Regions from separate parts of the Homo sapiens genome. Here region 2 is linked to region 1. A link is an interaction called in ENCODE POLR2A ChIA-PET data of the cell type or tissue named here. Cell type or tissue: Caco-2. All regions are shown on one strand. Each heading gives the region's core, and the rest is flanking DNA. Links, peaks and the distances in the headings are about the cores only.

Evidence for each region. ChIA-PET counts read pairs that join two places held together with the same protein. Peaks named below come from ENCODE experiments on the same cell type or tissue, not always from the same donor. Only the 100,000 strongest peaks of a DNase experiment are listed, where the experiment ranks them.
Region 2: POLR2A ChIA-PET joins it to region 1 with 5 read pairs; 4 of 35 experiments call an interaction of 5 or more read pairs at or near these places.

What each region holds. Positions count from the first base shown.
Region 1 is chr1:145,702,417-145,712,532 of GRCh38, reverse strand. It overlaps PDZK1 (PDZ domain containing 1), which reads left to right and starts at 5,165. Exons shown (of 9, transcript NM_001201325.2): 1 at 5,165-5,216. RefSeq lists an enhancer at 4,918-6,117. In Caco-2, for the core only: no CTCF peak of the experiment used is centred there; DNase peaks (open chromatin) are centred at 4,202, 4,982 and 6,052; H3K4me3 peaks cover 1,970 bases.
Region 2 is chr1:145,760,324-145,770,439 of GRCh38, reverse strand. The region is part of intron 4 of RNF115 (ring finger protein 115); the gene reads left to right. Among named protein-coding and RNA genes, the nearest start is that of CD160, 46 kb to the right of the region's middle. In Caco-2, for the core only: no CTCF peak of the experiment used is centred there; DNase peaks (open chromatin) are centred at 4,259 and 5,092.

The sequences.
Region 1 (10,116 bases), core at 3,813-6,312:
TTTTTTTTTTTTTTTTTGTATCTTTAGCAGAGACAGCGTTTTGCCATTTTGGCCAGGTTAGTCTCGATCTCCTGACCTCAGGTGATCTACCCACCTTGGCCTCCCAAAGTGCTGGGATTATAGACATGAGCCACCGCGCCTGGCAGGGATGTCTTTTCTTTTTTTGAGACAGAGTCTTGCTCTGTCGCCCAGGCTGGAATGCAGTGGCGCAATCTCAGCTCACAGCAACCTCTGCCTCCCAGGTTCAAGCGATTCTTCTGCCTCAGCCTCCCTAGTAGTTGGGATTACAGGCATGCACCATCATGCCTGGCTAATTTTGTATTTTTAGTAGAGACAGGGTTTTTCCATGTTGGCCAGGCTGATCTTGAACTCCCGACCTCAGGTGATCCGCCCACCACGGCCTCCCAAAGTGCTGGGATTACAGGCGTGAGCCACCGTGCCCGGCCGAGGGATGTCTTTTAAATCAAGCTACAGACTTGGGCCACTAGGCTGTTCATGGTTCCTGATTCTTTCTCACTGACCCTTTACCTCTGCATGGGATGGTCCCCAGAGGGATGAGGTCAGGCTGAGGCTGTAGCCTTGATATACCTGACACTTTCCTTGCTCTTCTCCTGTTCCCCATTCTGGACCTTTGGGGGCCCTTGAGGGTCTGGCTTTTTAAGGCAGAATCCAAACTGCCCAAGAACCACTGATTGTTTCTGTATCTCTCAGAAAGGGGCAACCAAATACCCTTTTAACCAACACTCCAAGAGTGCCAAGACCAGACCTTGGTACATGCAGGAACCCAGAACATGGCATGTTCTTGTTCTGTGCCTTTTTCTTATGGTGGAAAAGGATTGTGTATTCTGACCCCTCATCTGGGAAAAGGAAGAACGAGTGAATTACTACTCGGATATCCTTGGCAGCCAGCTTGCAAGTGTTAATAATTCATAGCTCTCCAAGGATCCTCAGGCCTCCCCTGTCCTGACACTTGGTTACTGAAAAGAACTAGAAAGTTCCAGTCAGCAGTCATGTGGGGCCACAGTGTGTGCTGCAGCCAAGTGGCATTGCCCCGTCTCCAGCCTGTCACCCACACTGCTATAGAACATTTATCTCAGTCTTGCATCTGGACTCTGGCCTAATAAATTCCTCCAAAGGTATGCAGAGTACACAGTCGCCTCTTAAGGTGGGATGAGGCCAGAGTAACAGAGAGAGTGGAAAGGGAGACTGTCATAAATATTGACTCTAGACAGGGAGAGAAAACCACTGGAGCTTAAAATTCCAGGCTCAGAGTAAGTTAATGAGCTACTAAAAAGACAAGGTAGTAGGACATGCATACTAGGACAATCAGACCTGAAGTTGGAGGAAAAATGTGAGGATACCCACTGAGCCAGGCAGACTGGTATAGTAGAAAGGGCATTGGCCACAAAAGCAAAAGCACAGAGTTTTTAGCCATGTTTCTGCCTGAGGGGGCTTTGGCTAAGTCACTTCACCTCTCTGAGTCTTTGTTTTATAATAAAGAAAAATTGAGATGATACAATTCAATAACAACAAAAACAACTTGATTTTAAAAATGGGCAAGCAAATTGAATAGACATTTATCTAAAGAAGATACAAATGGCCAGTAAGCACGTGAAAAGATGCCCAACATCATGAATCATTAAGGAAATGCAAATCAAAACCACAATGAGATGTCACCTCAAACCCATTAAAATGGCCATCAATTAAAAAACAAACAAACAAAAAACAGAAAAGAACAAGTGTTCATGGGAATGTGGTGAAATTGGAACCTTTCTATGTTGCTGGTGAGAAAGCAAAATGGTGCAGCCACCGTGGAAAACAGTATGGTGTATGGTGGTTCCTTAAAAAATTAAATGTATGATCCAGCAATTCCTTTTCTGGGCAAATACCCAAAAGATTTGAAAACAGGGACTTGAACAAATATTTGTACATCCATTTTCATGGCAGCATTATTGACTGCAGCCTAAAGGTGGTAGCAATCCATTCCTTGATGGACGAATAAATAAAATGTGATGTATGTACACAGTGGAATATTATTCACCCTTCAAAAGGAAGGAAATTCTGACATGTGCTACAACATGAATGAACTTTGAAGACATTTGCTAAGTGAAATAAGCCAGTCACAAAAGGACAAATAGCATATGATTCCACACATAGAAGGTGCTTAGAGTAGTCAAATTTGTAGAAACAAAGTAGAAAGGTAGTTGCCAGGGGCTGGGGAGGAAGGAATAGAAAATCGTGTTTAACGGCTACACAGTTTCACTTTGGGAAGATGAAAAAGTTCTGGAGATGGATGGTGGTGATGGTTGCCCAATAGTGTGAAAGTACTTAATGCCACTGAATTGTATAATCAAAATGATTAAAATGATAATTTTTTTGTTATGAATATTTTACCACAATTTAATTTTTTTTTTTTTTGAGACAGGGTCTCGCTCTGTAGCCCAGGCTGGCGTGCAGTGGCATGATCGTGACTCACTGCAGCCTTGACCTCACAGGCTCAATCAATCCTCCTGCCTCAGTCTCCTGAGTAGCTGGGACTACAGGTGCACACCACCACACCCAGCTAATTTTTGTATTTTCTGTAGAGATGGGGTTTCACCATGTTGCCCAGGCTGGTCTCAAACTCCTGGACTCAAGCATTCCTCCCGCCTCAACCTCCCAAAGTGCTGAGATTATAGGCATGAGCTACCGTGCCCAGCCAATTTTTAAAAATTGGAGAGATCAAAGCTTCCTGACCAGATTGCTCAGGTGTGCCACATGTAGGTTATTGGCATGCCAAGATATTGATCCCTTTCATTTTTGAATAGATCATGCAGAGCTGAGCACAGCTGAAATCCTCAGGCAGGTCACTGGAAGAGCTTCTTCTTACTCCAGTATGCTATACACATATTGTAATGTTTAAAATTTCAATATAATTTAATTATTATTTATACAGAATAAGTGCATGAAACAAAAATGCATAGCTCGGTAATTAATCTTAAACACCTGTGTAACCTTCACTTAGCTCAAGAACTAGAATATTGCCAGCATACCAGAAGTTAGGGTCGTGTGTTACCACCTAAGCAGGAATCCCCCAAAGTTCTGCCCTATATTTGGACATCATGTAAATGGAATCCTAGTATGAAAATGAATGAACTACAGCTACTCACAGCAACGTGAGTGAACCTCACAAACATCATATTGAATGAAATAAACCAGAGACAAAAGGAATACACCAGGCCTGTAATCCCAGTACTTTGGGAGGCCAAGGCGGGAGGATCACTTGAGGTCAGGAGTTCGAGACCAGCCTGGCCAACATGGTGAAACCCTGTCTCTACTGAAAATACAAAAAATTAGCCAGGCATGGTGGCGGGCACTTGTAATCCCAGCCACTCGGGAGGCTGAGGCAGGAGAATCACTTGAACTCAGGAAGCGGATGTTGCAGTGAGCTGAGATTGCACCACTGCATTTCAGCCTGGGCTGTAACAGAGTGAGACTCCATCTCAAACAACAACAACAACAACAGCAATTTTTAAAAATTTCTAAAAACCATACAATAACAACTATTTATACATGATGAAGGTGAGACCCAGAGAGTTAAAAATGAATTACTCTGGATCAAACACCTGGGAAATGGGAAATGGTGGCGTCAGAATTGAACTCAGGTGTTCTTTCTTTCTTTTTTGTTTTGTTGTTTTTTTTTTGGAGACAGGGTCTCGCTCTGTCATTGAGGCTGGAGTGCAGTGGCATGATCACGGCTCACTGCAACCTCTGCCTCTCAATCAAGTGATCCTCCCACCTCAGCCTCCAGAGTAGCTGGGACTACAGGCATGCACCACCATGCCTGGCTTTTTGTACCTTTTGTAGAGACAAGGTTTTGCCATGTGGCCCAGGCTGGTTTCGAACTCTTGAGCTCAGGCAATCTGCCCGCTTTGGCCTCACAAATTGCTGGGATTGCGATGAACTCAGGTGTTCTGATCCTAAATCCAGATTTTCCCATTCTACCTTCTGCTTTGAAAGATATAGAGGAGGCCAGGAGGGCTTAGCCCCGAGGTGGAGGAAGATAAGCTGGTATGAGGAAGCTGCTCAATGTCATTTTAAACCGTTTATCCATGGGCTCAGGTCATGTCTTTGTTGGGGGCCAAGCCAAGGCCCAGCAAAGACAAATGGCTCTTCCAGTGTGGGTGGAAGAGGGGTGAGGTCACCCAGTCCTCGGCCTGTGGTTTGCTTTGCCTCAGTGCCGGGAGCAATCTCTTGCCCTGATTTGCATTGTGGGCTGAGGATTCAGGTCAGTGAGAAGGCCAGTGATAGAATTGTCTGTGTGGGTGCTGCTGATAGGGATCAGCTGCTGATCATGGCTAGGGCTAGCGGCTGAGCACACGGGCACCAGCCTACTGCTCGGGCAGCAAGGCAGCAGGATGGAGGGGTTTGTAAAAATGCCTTCCACCTACCCTGCTGGGCTTGCCCGAGAGGCTCTGAGTGTGTGAAGGGGAAGACAATTATCGCTAGGCTGGAGAATAGAAAGAGCACCATCAGGTGAGAAAGAGAAGAAAAAAAGAGAGGGGAGAGAGTGGATAAGAAGAAGGAAGCCTGGGACACAAGAACAAGGGCTTTGCTTGCTCTAGGGCTTTGCTTGCTAAACTCCTAGGGAGCACACAAGTGAGAATCCAGGGCAGAGGGAAGCAGGATGGGTGCCCTGAGTGCTTGGCCCCATTTCCTGGGGCTTACTGGCCTCGTGGGTGGGAGTTTTATAGGCTACTGCTCCTTGGGGAGGCCTCAGTGATTGAGGATACTCCTGTATGAGCCTCGGCCCTGACCCCAGGATGGGGGACTGGAGGATCCTAACAGGATTGGGGGTTGGTTGGGTGTAACCAAGGTATCTGCCAAAGGGAGAGTACCAAGGAAAGCGGAGGCACCTCCTCCCTGGCTGTCCTTCACCCCCTCTCCCCTCCTTGTTCTCTGGGAGTGGCTGGCGAGCAGCGGCCTCCCCGCAGGGCCAGGCAGGTGGGCCAGAGCTTTTGGTTTGCTGAGGTTTGTCAGATTTTCCAGCTCAGGGCCCAGCCAGCTGGCAGGAAGCAGGACAGAGGTCACTTGAATTCAGACCACATGTCCCTGTTAAATACATTAGCTTTTAAATCAATCTTTGTTCAAAGTCCAGTGAGTTGCAAGCTTAATGCTCACCTGCAGAGACAGAATTCCTGAGTGAACGAACAGAGCAGCTCCTCTTCCATCTCCAGGTAAGAACTGCTCGTGTCCTCCTTGAGGGTGCTGGCCACCGGGGCCTGAACTACCTTCTTTCTTTTCCTTTTCCCTTTTTCTTTTTCCAAGCCAGTAGCTGGCTGTCTAGGGCAGAGAAGAGTCCCATGGGGAGGCAGCCAGGCCCCTTTGGCGGTGGTTGGGGGTGAGAGATGATCCACGCTCTGAGATTCTTTCTGCTGGAGATGCCCCTCACCTTTGTAGGCTAGGGTCTGCTTCACAAAGAAATTGGTAAACCGACCTCAGAAAAAGCCTTCCCGGGGTTGTGTGGGGGTTTGATGTGCAGCCAAAGGGAGTGAGACAACTGACTTCACAGGTAACCAGGCGGATATGCCCGGGACCTTCCTACTGATACAGGGGCCTTGGGTAGCAGAGAAGACTCTTCTGGAAGCAGCCTTTAAAGGATGCAGCCTAACTTAGCTTGCCCACTAGATAATAAAAGCAGGCATCTTTCCTCTCTGTATCACACTGCAGCACTAAGACATGAGAAAAACCAGTGGATTTCCAGGCTGGCTGAATTTTAAAACATACATTCCCCAGGCTCTCACCTTTGGCATTTCTAAGTCTCCAGGCCTTGTGTGAATTGAAAGATCTTTATTTGAAAACTCTCCCAGAATCATTCTGATCAGTGCAGGTAGGTTTGGGAACCACTAGTAGTTTATTTCTTAAGCAGAAGACTCATGAGACTTAAGTATGACACTTACCTAAGGGTTCACTCGCTATGAAGACTCCTGGTCTGGGTTGGGTCCAGCTATGAAGATTTGGGCGTTGGCTCTGAGAAACACATTCTTCTTTATTTACTAAAATCTCTGCAATGTGTCACCAGGGCAGCTTTCAGTCTTGTATCTAGAAGGCAAGAGGGGGTAGCAGGGACTGCCTCAGGCCATGATTGTCCAGTCATCTGAAGTCTGCAGCAAATTACTCAGGGTCTTTGAATTTCTGTGTTATGATAGTAACTTGTGCTTATCTTTGACTTTTGTATGTTCTCTGCACCATAGGGTGTGAAGTTGCTGGTAATGATGTCTTATATTCATAGACCACTGGCTAGGCAGCTACTTCTCCCCCAGGGGAAAGAACATAGGACTGGAATACAAATCATCAGAGTTTTGATTCAGTTGCTAGTGACAGGCCATTAGACAAACTACTTAGCCAACTGGAGCCTCAATTTCATTATTGATCAAGTGAAGGTCTGTCATCTTTTCCCCAAGAGTGTACTGAAAATAAAATTATAAGTACAAATGTGTGGTCCTGCATGGTGGCTCATGCCTGTAATCCCAGCACTTTGGGATGCCCAAGCGGGAGGATCACTTGAGGCCAGGAGTTCGAGACCAGCCTGGGCAATGAAGTGAGACCCCCGTCTCTACAAAAAATAATAATAAATTAATCCTGCATGGTGGCATGTGTCTGTGGTGTCAGCTACTTGGGAGGCTGAAATGGAAGGGTTGCTTGAGCCCAGGGGGTCGAGGCTACAGTGAGCCGTGATTGCATCACTGCACTCCAGCCTGGGTGACAGACTGAGATCCTGTCTAAAAAACAAAAAACCATGAATATGTTAAAAACACGATGTAAGATGCCTAGATTTCAAATGTGTATATCGAAAGTCTCTGTAGAATAGTAAGAAGAAACAAATTGCAGTCACTTGGGAAACCTTGTCCTAGTCTTTTAATCTCATTGAGCCTCTGTTTGCTCACTTACAAATAAGAAGTTGAGACCAGATCATCATTAATGTCTTTTTCAGTTGGCCAAGTATAAGGTAGATCCTGGAGCCTTGAAGGGTAGCTCCTTGTCATTGGGGTATGAATTAAAATGTCACCTCCCAGGAAGGACTTTCTAAATCAGCCTCCCACCTCCATGCCACCAGTATCTCTATCATTCACAGCGTGTACCATCAGAAATCATCTCATTTGGGCTGGGTGCAGTGGCTCACATCTGTAATCCCAGCACTTTGGGAGGCTGAGGCAGGTGGATCACCTGAGGTCAGGAGTTCAAGACCAGCTTGGCCAACATGGTGAAACCCCATCTCTACTAAAAATACAAAAATTAGCCGGGCGTGGTACTGCCTGTCTGTAGTATTAGCTACTTGGGAGGCTGAGGCAGGAGAATTGCTTGAACCTGGGAGGTGGAGGTTGCAGTGAGCCAAGATTGTGCCATTGCACCCTAGCCTGGGTGACAAAGTGAGACTCCATCTCGAGAAAAAAAAAATCATCTCTTTTACTTGTCACCTTTGCCAGATGTTAAGCTTCAAGACTGCAGGGATCTTGTCATTTGTGTTACTTGCTGTATTACCAGCCCCTTGAGCACTACCTGGCATAGAACATATTTGCATAAATGGAATTAGTGTGGCAGGGAAGGAGCTAGAAGAATAGATGCAGATGGCGATGGCTTTGATGAGGTGTTCCTCAGGAAAGGAGGTTGAAGGACTCCAATCCTCTCTCAGGGCATCTGAAGTCCAGGGTCTAATCATATGGGAATGGGTTTCTCTGGTCACTTCTTAGTGAAATGATTCTTGCATTCGTTGCATAGGGATGCAATGAGAGTGGCAAGCTGGAGCTAGACGTGTTTTCCTCAAGATCTCAGCAACTTCTTTCTTTGGTCCTTCATGAGGGACTGCCCAGATTTCCTTAATCTCTTTGCCTGATGGGTATCATGGCTAAGTGATTAAGAAAATGAGCACTGGGATTGGAAACCTGCACTCTAGATCAGGCTCTCTAAGCTTCTATTTCCTTGTCAGTCAAATGGGCATATTAGAACCTAGTTCCGGAAGTTATGAGGGTTAAATGAATGCACATAGTGTCTAGCACATCTTAAGTGCTATTGAGATAATCTTCAGACAGCTTTGCTATTACATGACCCCCGGAAATGAAGGAACCCAGGGAATGGCAGGAGTTTTGGAAAGTAGAAAAGATAGCCCTAGCCCACTTAGTGGCAACTAGAGAAGGTTTGCTTTTGGTCTGAGGTGGTCACTGGTTTCTGAGGTGCCAAGCCTGGTTGGAGGCACAGATAGTCAGCATTCATAAAGCTGCGTAGAACCATGGGGTCCCAATGGGGACATGAAACTAAATGATCCAGAAAAGCCCGTGGACTTTCCACCAGTTGTATTGAATACATACCTGATGGTGTGAGAATACAGAAAGGGGCTGTGGTGCCTGCTCTTAAGAAAGCTTATCTTGGCTGGGCATGATGGCTCACGCCTGTAATCCCAGCACTTTGGGAGGCTGAGGAGGGTGGATCACTTGAGGTCAGGAGTTTGAGACCAGCCTGGCCAACATAGTGAAACCCCATCTCTACTAAAAATACAAAAAGTAGCCGGGTGTGGTGGCGGGTGCCTTCAATCCCAGCTTCTCAGGAGGCTGAGGCAGAAGAATTGCTTGAATCCAAGTGGCAGAGGTTGCAGTGAGCCGAGATCGCACCACTGCACTCTAGCCTGGACCACAAGAGCAAGATTCCATCCCTCCTGGCCAAAAAAAAAAAGCTTATCTTGTTGGGGACACACGACATGGATCCTGAAGCTCCTCTATAGTCTACTGGACTGAGTCCAGTGCTCACAGTCTAACCTACTTCTTTTTTTCAACATATAACTGTGCTCTGATCTTTCTGAACCATTCACCATTCTGGGAATGCATCTCCTGCTGTTCCTTCTGCCTGGGATGACTTCCTCTTCCTAGTCTGACTACTTGTATTTCCAGAATACATTCTACACCTCAGGCCTGGGAGGCAGGGTAGATGGTGGAAGGAATCCAGACTCAACTGGGTTTGAATCCAGACTCTGCTTATCCAAATAGTCAGGGGAAACCAAGTTAACTTTTCAGAGTCTCTTTTCTTTTTCCTTGTAAAATGGCCCATCAGGATTGAATCAGAACCCATAAAAAGTACCTAGGCTGGTTCCTAATCCTAGTAGGGAGCTCAATAAATATATATAACAATAAGAAAGCTTTTGTATTTAAATATTCCAGCACCCACAACGTTGTTCAGCAGTTAAACTTCATAACTCTCCCCACTGGACTCCAGGCTCTTTCAGGGCAGGACGGTAGCTATTCTGGGTTGAGCCCTGATACCTGCCTCGCAGTAGGTATTACATAGAACTTGTTAAGTACATGAGCGATAACTGAAATTCAGAAGATGAAATGATACCTTCAGACTGTGGTGGTCATGGAAGGATTCGTATATAATCTAAAATTTGAACTGAGCCTTGAAAATGGTAGGTCTTAAATTCGTTCACTTGGAACAAATGTTTACTTAGCACGTACTATGAGTAAGTGCTCATGGGGCATGAGCAAAGGGCAGGCTCGTGTGGGTGACCATGCATAGACCAATTGGGGCTTGCTGAGGAGCTGGGGGCCTGAGGTAGGGCTGGATTATGCTGAGCCTCAGTGCCTGAGCAAGAAGCTTGAACTTCTTTTTTTTTGAGACGGAGTCTTGCTCTGTTGCCCAGGCTGGGGTGCAGTGGCACGATCTTGGCTCACTGCAAGCTCCGCCTCTTGGGTTCACACCATTCCCCTACCTCAGCCTCCCGAGTAGCTTGGACTACAGGCGTCCGCCACCACACCCAGCTAATTTTTTGTATTTTTAGTAGAGATGGGGTTTCACTGTGTTAGCCAGGATGGTCTCGATCTCCTGACCTCGTGATCCGCCTGCCTTGGCCTCCCAAAGTGCTGGGATTACAGGCGTGAGCCACTGCACCCGGCCGAGCTTCTTTTTCTTGAATTATTATTATTATTATTTTTGAGATGGTAGTATAATAAAACCAGGGTTAGAAAGTTTGTCTCGAGGCAAGACTCTTGTAGTAGTTTAAACATACCAAAAAAAAAGTGGGGGGGTAGAAATGCAAGTTCAAAAAGTCACAAAATGTCGATTTGGGGAAAGCACTTGTCTCAGCTGGCA
Region 2 (10,116 bases), core at 2,933-5,432, 59 kb before region 1:
GACAGAACATATTATAGAAAATTTCCATTATCTTAGTTCTATTGAACAGTGCTGTTCTAGAGCCTACACTCCCCCTTTCCCCCAACACACACCTTCTAGGCTTTATTAACATTTTACTATACTTGCGTTATTACATATCTATCCATTAGTGTTTCTTTGTTAAACTTGTTTGCTTTTGGTTCCTAATATATGCACTATCATACTAAGAAAGTTTAATTTTATTCATAATTTATTAGGGGCTTTTAATTAAGAATGACTAATGATTTTGTCACATGCCCTTTGCAGTCCTATCAAAATGACCTTAGAGTTTTTCTCCCTTAAACAGTTAATGCATTTTATTAACAAGTAGGTTTTCTAATGTTTTCTAGTGTTTTTATTCAAGCTGCTTTGTCAAGGAGCACTAAAACCTCTTTTTTAGGGGTCGGGGTTGGGGAAACAGGGTCTCACTTTGTTTCCCAGGCTAGAATGCAGTAGCAAGATCATGTTTCACTACAACCTCAAACTCGGTGGGCTCAAGCAATCCTCCCACTTCAGCCTATGAACTAGGTAGGACTACAAGCATGTGCCACCACGCCTGGCTAATTTTTCAATTTTTGGTAGAGACTAGGTTGCCCAGGCTGGAGTCTCTTAACACATTATTGGAGTTGATTTGTTCCTTATCTTTTTTTTTTTTTTTTTTAAGGATTTTTACATTTATTCAAAAGAGGATGAGTCTCTTTATCAAGTTTTGGTGTCAGGATTATATTAGTTTCATAAAAGGAACTGGGAAAACTTGCTGTATTCTTATGCTTGGAAATAGTTTACATAACACAGGAATTACCTATTATTTAAAGGTTTAATGCAAGTTACCTGTAATTCCATCTGGACCTGGTATCTTTTTGGGAACTAGATCTATTACAGTCTTTTCAGTTACTTCTGTGGTTGATAGTATAGGGTAGTGTTTTATTTATCTCTGTATTCTCAGCTTCTAGTGCAGTATCGGTTTTATAGTGGCTACTAAACATGTTTGTTTTGAATAAGTGGATAATTGTAATTATGTCTCTAAAAAGTATAAAAAACATATGAATTAATAGTAATAATAGCTAAGAGTATGTGCCAGAAACTAGTCTAAATGCTTTACAGGTATTCATTTGTTTAATCCTCACTATAACCATGTGAAGAAGGTATTGTGAATATCTCCATTTTACTGGAGAAACTGAGGCACAGAGAGTTTAGGTAAATTGTCTAAGAGTATAAAGGCAGTTAAATATTGGAGCCAGGATAGTGCAATAATCAAAGTATTTGTATTTGGTGAGATTTTTAACTGTTTACTTATACTAAAAAATTTTAGTATAACTATTTAGTATAAGTCAAAAATTTAAAATTAAGTAGCCTTCTCACTTATTTTTTAACCAAAGATTTAAGCATTTCCCTAATTTTCTCAGAAACTTTCCTTCCAAGGCACCAGTATATCAGTAAATAGAACTTGAAAGTTTTTAATTCAGTTTCTTTTCTCTTTTCTTTCATAGAAGTATAAATAAACACAGTATATCTTTGGGGCCTATTACTATACCCAGCTAGCAGGCCTGCCTAGATTGTTCCATATGGTTGTTACTTTACAGTAATTGTCATTATGATGTCACTGTATGTTTTGAAAGTACAATTTCATGTTTTATACATTTTTAAAAATTGATTGAATTTTAGCATGGCTTCTTCCTGATAACAGTTTTGTCCTCTTGCTTTGAGAAGGAGCATATGGGCATTCCACTTATGGTTTCCATGGGCTGCATCTCAGATTCCTGTTCATTCTACGGGTTTCACTGTAGACAGAGTACTTTGTATTTAATGGCCGGGTGCGGTGGCTCACACCTGTAATCAGCACTTTGGGAGGCCGAGGCAGGTGGATCACTTGAGGTCAGGAGTTCCAGATCAGCCTGGCCAACATGATGAAATCCCATCTCTACTAAAAATCCAAAAATTAACCAGGCATGGTGGCGGTTGCCTGTTATCGCAGCTACTCAGGAAGCTGAGGCAGGAGAATCACTTGAACCTGGGAGGTGGAGGTTGCAGTGAGCCGAGATTGCGCCACTGTACTCCAGCCTGGGCGACAGAGCAAGACCTCATTTCAAGAAAAAGAGTACTTTGGCTGGCGCCAACAGGGTCCAGGTCTGTGCCTGCCATTGGAGAGGATGCCACAGCCACAGGGGTGGGCGCTGGCCTGGAGGCCTCCAAGGGGCATCTCCTGTGAGCCCAGGGGATGGGCAGGATCTGAGCGGAGAAGAGTGAAAGTGGAGGAGTGAGGCCAGAACAAAGGCTTTGCCGTGAAAGAGGTGGTTTCCCGCCTAGGCTCTGACCTTCACTCACTGTGTGGCCCAGGCCAAGGGCAAGCGTCTGACCTCGCTGGGCCTTTGTTTCTCAGGGGTAAGATGAAACAATGGCTCCCTCTCCCTCTCCCTCTCCCTCTCCCCACGGTCTCCCTCTCCCTCTCTTGCCATGGTCTCTCTCTGTCTCTGATGCCGAGCCGAAGCTGGACTGTGCTGCTGCCATCTCGGCTCACTGCAACCTCCCTGCCTGATTCTCCTGCCTCAGCCTGCCGAGTGCCTGCGATTGCGGGCGCGCGCCGCCACGCCTGACTGGTTTTCGTATTTTTATGGTGGAGACGGGGTTTCGCTGTGTTGGCCGGGCTGGTCTCCAGCTGCTAACCGCGAGTGATCCGCCAGCCTCGGCCTCCCGAGGTGCCGGGATGGCAGACGGAGTTGCGTTCACTCAGTGCTCAATGGTGCCCAGGCTGGAGTGCAGTGGCGTGATCTCGGCTCGCTACAACCTCCACCTCCCAGCTGCCTGCCTTGGCCCCCCAAAGTGCCGAGATTGCAGCCTCTGCCCGGCCACCACCCCTTCTGGGAAGTGAGGAGCGTCTCTGCCTGGCCGCCCATCGTCTGGGATGTGAGGAGCCTCTCTGCCTGGCTGCCCAGTCTGGAAAGTGAGGAGCGTCTCTGCCCGGCCGCCATCCCATCTAGGAAGTGAGGAGCGTCTCTGCCCGGCCGCCCATCATCTGAGATGTGGGGAGCGCCTCTGCCCTGCCACCCCGTCTGGGATGTGAGGAGCGTCTCTGCCCGGCCGCCCCGTCTGAGAAGTGAGGAGACCCTCTGCCTGGCAACTGCCCTGTCTGAGAAGTGAGAAGCTCCTCCGCCGGGCAGCCACACCGTCTGAGAAGTGAGGAGCCCCTCCGCCCGGCAGCCACCCCGTCTGGGAAGTGAGGAGCGTCTCCGCCCGGCAGCCACCCCGTCCGGGAGGTGAGGAGCCCCTCCGCCCGGCAGCCGCCCCGTCTGAGAAGTGAGGAGCCCCTCTGCCGGGCCAGCCGCCCCGTCCGGGAAGGAGGTGGGGGGGTCAGCCCCCTGCCCTGCCAGCCGCCCCGTCCGGGAGGTGAGGGGCGCCTCTGCCCGGCCACCCCTACTGGGAAGTGAGGAGCCCCTCTGCCCGGCCAGCCACCCCGACCGGGAGGGAGGTGGGGGGGTCAGGTCAGCCCCCCGCCCGGCCAGCCGCCCCGTCCGGGAGGTGAGGGGCGCCTCTGCCTGGCCGCCCCTACTGGGAAGTGAGGAGCCCCTCTGCCCGGACAGCCGCCCCGTCCGGGAGGGAGGTGGGGGGGTCAGCCCCCCCCCCCCCCCCCCCCCGGCCAGCCGCCCTGTCCGGGAGGTGAGGGGCGCCTCTGCCCGGCCGCCCCTACTGGGAAGTGAGGAGCCCCTCTGCCCGGACAGCCGCCCCGTCCGGGAGGGAGGTGGGGGGGTCAGCCCCCCGCCCGGCCAGCCGCCCCATCCGGGAGGGAGGTGGGGGGGTCAGCCCCCCGCCCGGCCAGCCGCCCCGTCCGGGAGGTGAGGGGCGCCTCTGCCCGGCCGCCCCTACTGGGAAGTGAGGAGCCCCTCTGCCCGGCCACCACCCCGTCTGGGAGGTGTACTCAACAGCTCATTGGGAACAGGCCATGATGACAATGGCGGTTTTGTGGAATAGAAAGCGGGGAAAGGTGAGGAAAAGATTGAGAAATCAGATGGTTGCCGTGTCTGTGTAGAAAGAGGTAGACATGGGAGACTTTTCATTTTGTTCTGTACTAAGAAAAATTCTTCTGCCTTAGGATCCTGTTGATCTGTGACCTTACCCCCAACCCTGTGCTCTCTGAAACATGTGCTGTGTCCACTCAGGGTTAAATGGATTAAGGGCGGTGCAAGATGTGCTTTGTTAAACAGATGCTTGAAGGCAGCATGCTTGTTAAGAGTCATCGCCACTCCCTAATTTCAAGTACCCAGGGACACAAACACTGCGGAAGGCCGCAGGGTCCTCTGCCTAGGAAAACCAGAGACCTTTGTTCACTTATCTGCTGACCTTCCCTCCACTATTGTCCTATGACCCTGCCAAATCTCCCTCTGCGAGAAACACCCAAGAATGATCAATTAAAAAAAAAAAAAAGAAAAAGAGTACTTTGTATTTGTATTTAAGAAATCAGATGTCAGAGATTAGCCTTTGTGGGATTATTAGTGTGTTCCTCACACCAACTTAATAAGTTTCCCTGAAATGAGGTCCATTTTCTTTGACTTTTTCATTGGCATGAGTAAAACTTTTTTACTAACACAGAGACAGGGAACTCTCACATTGTTCATTCATTCTGCAAATATTTATTCAGTGTCCCTAAAGTATGTGCTTTATCCTCTAATCTGCAGCTTTTGAATGATAGTTAATTAGGTCTTGAATAGACTAGCTCATCTTATCTGACTTTAAGTGCATCTGACCTGTGCCAGCAGATTAATTTATAAATTTATAACTGAGGGTATTCTGTTTCAGTGACTATAAAACTCATTTGTTTGTTAGCATACTCTTGTCTTTGAATTTCTCAAGTATCAAGAAATCAAAAGCAATCAGATGGTTGTTTAGTACATATAGAATCAGCAAGGAAATTGCATGATCTTTAAGAGAAATTCCATCCAGATTGTGATAAATGCTAAGGAATTACTCATATTTCACTTCAAATAATTTTTTTTTAATTTTTTTTTTTTTTATTGATCATTCTTGGGTGTTTCTCGCAGAGGGGGATTTGGCAGGGTCATAGGACAATAGTGGAGGGAAGGTCAGCAGATAAGCAAGTGAACAAAGGTCTCTGGTTTTCCTAGGCAGAGGGCCCTGCGGCCTTCCACAGTGTTTGTGTCCCTGGGTACTTGAGATTAGGGAGTGGTGATGACTCTTAACAAGCATGCTGCCTTCAAGCATCTGTTTAACAAAGCACATCTTGCACCGCCCTTAATCCATTTAACCCTGAGTGGACACAGCACATGTTTCAGAGAGCACAGGGTTGGGGGTAAGGTCATAGATCAACAGCATCCCAAGGCAGAAGAATTTTTCTTAGTACAGAACAAAATGAAGTCTCCCATGTCTACTTCTTTCTACACAGACACAACAACAATCCGATTTCTCTATCCCTTCCCCACCTTTCCCCCTTCTCTGTTCCACAAAACCGCCATCGTCATCATGGCCCGTTCTCAATGAGCTGTTGGGTACACCTCCTAGACGGGGTGGTGGCCGGGCAGAGGGGCTCATCACTTCCCAGAAGGGGCGGCCGGGCAGAGGCACCCCCCACCTCCCGGACGGGGCGGCTGGCCGGGCGGAGGCACCCCCCATCTCCCTCCCGGATGGGGCGGCTGGCTGGGCGGGGGCTGGCCCCCACCTCCCTCCTGGATGGGGCAGCTGGCCGGGCGGGGGCTGACCCCCCACCTCCCTCCCGGACCGAGTGGCTGCTGGGCAGAGACGCTCCTCACTTCCCAGACGGGGCGGCTGCCGGGTGGAGGGGCTCCTCACTTCCCAGACGGGGCGGCTGCCGGGCGGAGGGGATCCTCACTTCTCAGACGGGGCGGCTGCCGGGCGGAGGGGCTCCTCACTTCTCAGACGGGGCGGCTGCCGGGCGGAGGGGCTCCTCACCTCCCAGACGGGGTCGCGGCCGGGCAGAGGCGCTCCTCACATCCCAGACAGGGCGGTGGGGCCGAGGCGCTCCCCACATCTCAGACGATGGGCGGCCGGCAGAGACGCTCCTCACTTCCTAGATGGGATGGCGGCCGGGCAGAGACGCTCCTCACTTCCCAGACGGGGTGTCGGCCAGGCAGAGGCTGCAATCTCAGCACTTTAGGAGGCCAAGGCAGGCGGCTGGGAGGTGGAGGTTGTAGCGAGCCGAGATCAAGCCACTGCACTCCAGCCTGGGCAACATTGAGCACTGAGTGAACAAGACTCCGTCTGCAATCCCGGCACCTCGGGAGGCCGAGGCTGGCGGATCACTCGCGGTTAGGAGCTGGAGACCAGCCCGGCCAACACAGCGAAACCCAGTCTCCACCAAAAAAATACGAAAACCAGTCAGGCGTGGTGGCGCGCGCCTGCAATAGCAGGCACTTGGCAGGCTGAGGCAGGAGAATCAGGCAGGGAGGTTGCAGTGAGCCGAGATGGCAGCAGTACAGTCCAGCTTCGGCTCGGCATCAGAGGGAGACCATGGCAAGAGAGGGAGAGGGAGACCATGGGGAGAGGGAGAGGGGGAGGGGGAGGGGGAGGGCCAAATAATTTTTTAAGACGGTAAAATATTAATGCTTGTTAGGTTTTTTCCTTTGTGTTAGGTCAACACCAGCACATTCATGTTTTCCAGACAAGTAATAGAGATTACCACCCATTAGTCTGCACTTACTACATTAAAACCCATCTTTATTTTATTTTGTTGTTTTTGTTTTGTTTTGTTTTTTTGAGAGGGAGTCTCACTCTGTCACCCAGGCTGCAGTGCAGTGGTGTGATCTCGGCTCACTGCAACCTCTGCTTCCCAGGTTCAAGCAATTCTCCTGCCTCAGCCTCCCAAGTAGCTGGGACTACAGGCATGAGCCACCATGCCTGGAAAATTTTTTGTATTTTTAGTAGAGATGGGGTTTTGCCATGTTGGCCAGGCTGGTCTCGAACTCCTGATCTCAAGTGATCTGCCTGCTTTGGCCTCCCAAGGTGTTGGGATTACAGGCGTGAGCCACTGCGCCCAGCCCCATTTTTATTTTATTGTGCTTTACTCTTTTGTTTTTTTGTTACACTTTAGCTTGGTAGTTTAGTCTCCTTCCTGGTTATATAAAGGAAGCCTCTTTGATTTTAGCAGTAAGCTGTTTCTGATTCGCTGTGTAGGGTACATTACTTCTAAGAAGGTGTCCCACCTAAATAATACGTTCTTTTAAAAATTTATTATTTTTATTTTAGATTCGGGGGTACGTGTACAGGTTTGGTTTTTATTTTTTAATTTTTAAAAATTTGCTTTCCTGGTAACTCACAAAACAGCAGGTTTATTACACGGGTATATTGTGTGATGCTGGGGTTTGGGCTTCTAATGATCCCATGGCCTAAGCAGTGAACATAGTACCTATAGGTAGTTTCTCAACCTTTGCCCTTCTCCCTCCCTCTCCCTTTTGTGATCTCCAGTGTTTATTATTCCTTACTTTGTGTCCTTGTGTACCCAATGTTTAGTTCCCATGTATAAGTGAGAACATGTGGTATTTCTGTTTTCTGTGTTAAGTTGCTTAGGCTAATGACCTCCAGCTATATTCATGTTGCTGCAAAGGACATGATTTCGTTCTTTTTTATGGCTATGTAAAGAATATGTTTTAAGATTTCCCACCTAGAGAATATGTTCTTCTGAAATTAACCCTAGGTTCTTGGACCATAGATTTCTGACCACTGATCACATCTCAGATTTTGAGAACTGACTTTTTTTGGTTAACTTTTTTTTTTCTTATTAAAAAAAATTTGTTTTGGTATGGAATAAAAAGACAGCCTTATCCAGAAATAGCCATAGTTACACCTTGATGTATAATCTTGTAGACCTTTTTAAATACATATATATGATAATTACATCTATATAATTGAAATTGAATTGATTATACTACACATATTTTATAATCTTTTTTATCTTAATAGATTGTATATATCTTTCAAGATACATTTGATTGGGGCCTGTATTAGTCTGTTTTCACACTACTGATAAAGACATACCTGAGACTGGGAAGAAAAAGAGGTTTAATTGGATTTAATAGTTCCACATGGCTGAGAAGGCCTCAGAATCATGGTGGGAGGCTAAGGCACTTCTAACATGGCAGCAGCCAAACCATGTCATTCTGCCCCTGGCCCCTCCAAATCTCATGTCTTCACATTTCAAAACCAGTCATGCATTCCCAGCAGTCCCCCAAAGTCTTAATTCATTTAGGCATTAACCCAAAAGTCTGAAGTCCAAAGTCTCATCTGAGATAAGGCAAGTCCCTTCTGCCTGTGAGCCTGTAAAATCAAAAGCAAGCTAGTTACTTCCTAGATACAATGGAGGTACAGGTATTTCGTAAATACGGCCATTCCAAATGGGAGAAATTGGCCAGATCAAAGGGGTTACAGGTCCCATGCATGTCCAAAATCCAGCAGGACAGTCAAATTTTGAAGCTCCAAAATCATCTCCTTTGAGTCCAAGTCTCACATCCAGGTCATGCTGATGCAAAAGGTGGGTTCCCGTGGTCTTGGGCAGCTCCACCCCTGTAGCTTTGCGGGGTCCAACCTCCCTCCCGGCTGCTTTCACTGGCTGGTGTTGAGTGTCTGTGGCTTTTCCAGGCGCATTGGTGCAAGCTGTCAGTGGATCTACCATTCTGGGATCTGGAAGATGGTGGCCCACTTCTCACAGATCCGCTAGGCAGTTCCCCAGTAGGGACTCTGTGTGGGGGCTCCCACCCCACATTTTCCTTCCGCACCGCCCTAGCAGAGGTTCTCCATGAGGGCTCCGCCCCTGCAGCAAACTTTTGCCTGGGCATCCGGGTGTTTCCATACATCTTCTGAAATCTAGGCGGAGGTTCCCAAACCTCAGTTCTTGTCTTCAGTGCACTCGCAGGCTCAGCACCACATGGACGCTGCCAAGGCTTTGGGCTTGCACTCTCTGAAGCCACAACCCAAGCTCTATGTTGGCCCCTTTCAGCCATGGCTGGAGCAACTGGGACACAGGGCACCAAGTCCCTAGGCTGCACACAGCACGGGGACCCTGGGCCCAGCCCACAAAACCACTTTTTCCTCTTGGGTCTCTGGGCCTGTGATGGGAGGGGCTGCTGTGAAGGTCTCTAACAGGGCCTGGAGACATTTTGCCTGTGGTCTTGGGGATTAACATTAGGCTCCTTGCTACTTATGCAAATTTCTGCAGCTGGCTTGAATTTCCCCTCAAAAAATGGGTTTTTCTTTTTTGTCACATAGGCTACAAATTTTCCAAATTTTTATGCTCTGCTTCCCTTATAAAACTGGTTAACAGCACCCAAGTTACCTCCTGAATGCTTTGCTGCTTAGAAGTTTCTTCCACCAGATATTCTGAATCATCTCTCTCAAGTTCAAAGTTCCACAAATCTGTAGGGCAGGGGCAAAATGCTGCCAGTCTCTTTGTTAAAACATAACAAGAGTCTTCTTTGCTCCAGTTCCCAACAAGTTTCTTATCTCCATCTGAGACCACCTCAGCCTGGACCTTATTGTCCATATCACTATTAGCATTTTGGGCAAAGCCATTGAACAAGTCTCTAGGAAGTTCCAAATTTTCCCACATTTTCTTGTCTTCTTCTGAGCCCTTCAAACTGTTCCAACTTCTGCCTGTTCCTTAGTTCCAAAGTCAATTCCACATTTTTGGTATCTCTTCAGCAATGCCCCACTCCTGGCACCAATTTACTATATTAGTCCATTTTCACGCTGCTGATAAAGACATACCCAAGACTGGGAAGAAAAAGAGCTTTAATTGGACTTACAGTTCCACATGGCTGGGGAGGCCTCTTAATCATGGTGGGAGGTGAAAGGCACTTCTTACATGGCGGCGGCAAGAGAAATGAGGAAGAAGCAAAAGCAGAAACCCCTGATAAACCCATCAGATCTCATGAGACTTACTGTCATGAGAATAGCATGGGAAAGATCGGCCTCCATGATTCAATTACCTCCCCCAGGGTCCCTCTCACAGCATGTGGGAATTCTGGGAGATACAATTCAAGCTGAGATTTGGGTGGAGACACAGCCAAACCATATCAGAGCCCATCTAGGGGAGGTTTCTTAATTAATTTTTTCCTGGGCTCAAGTGATCTTCCCATC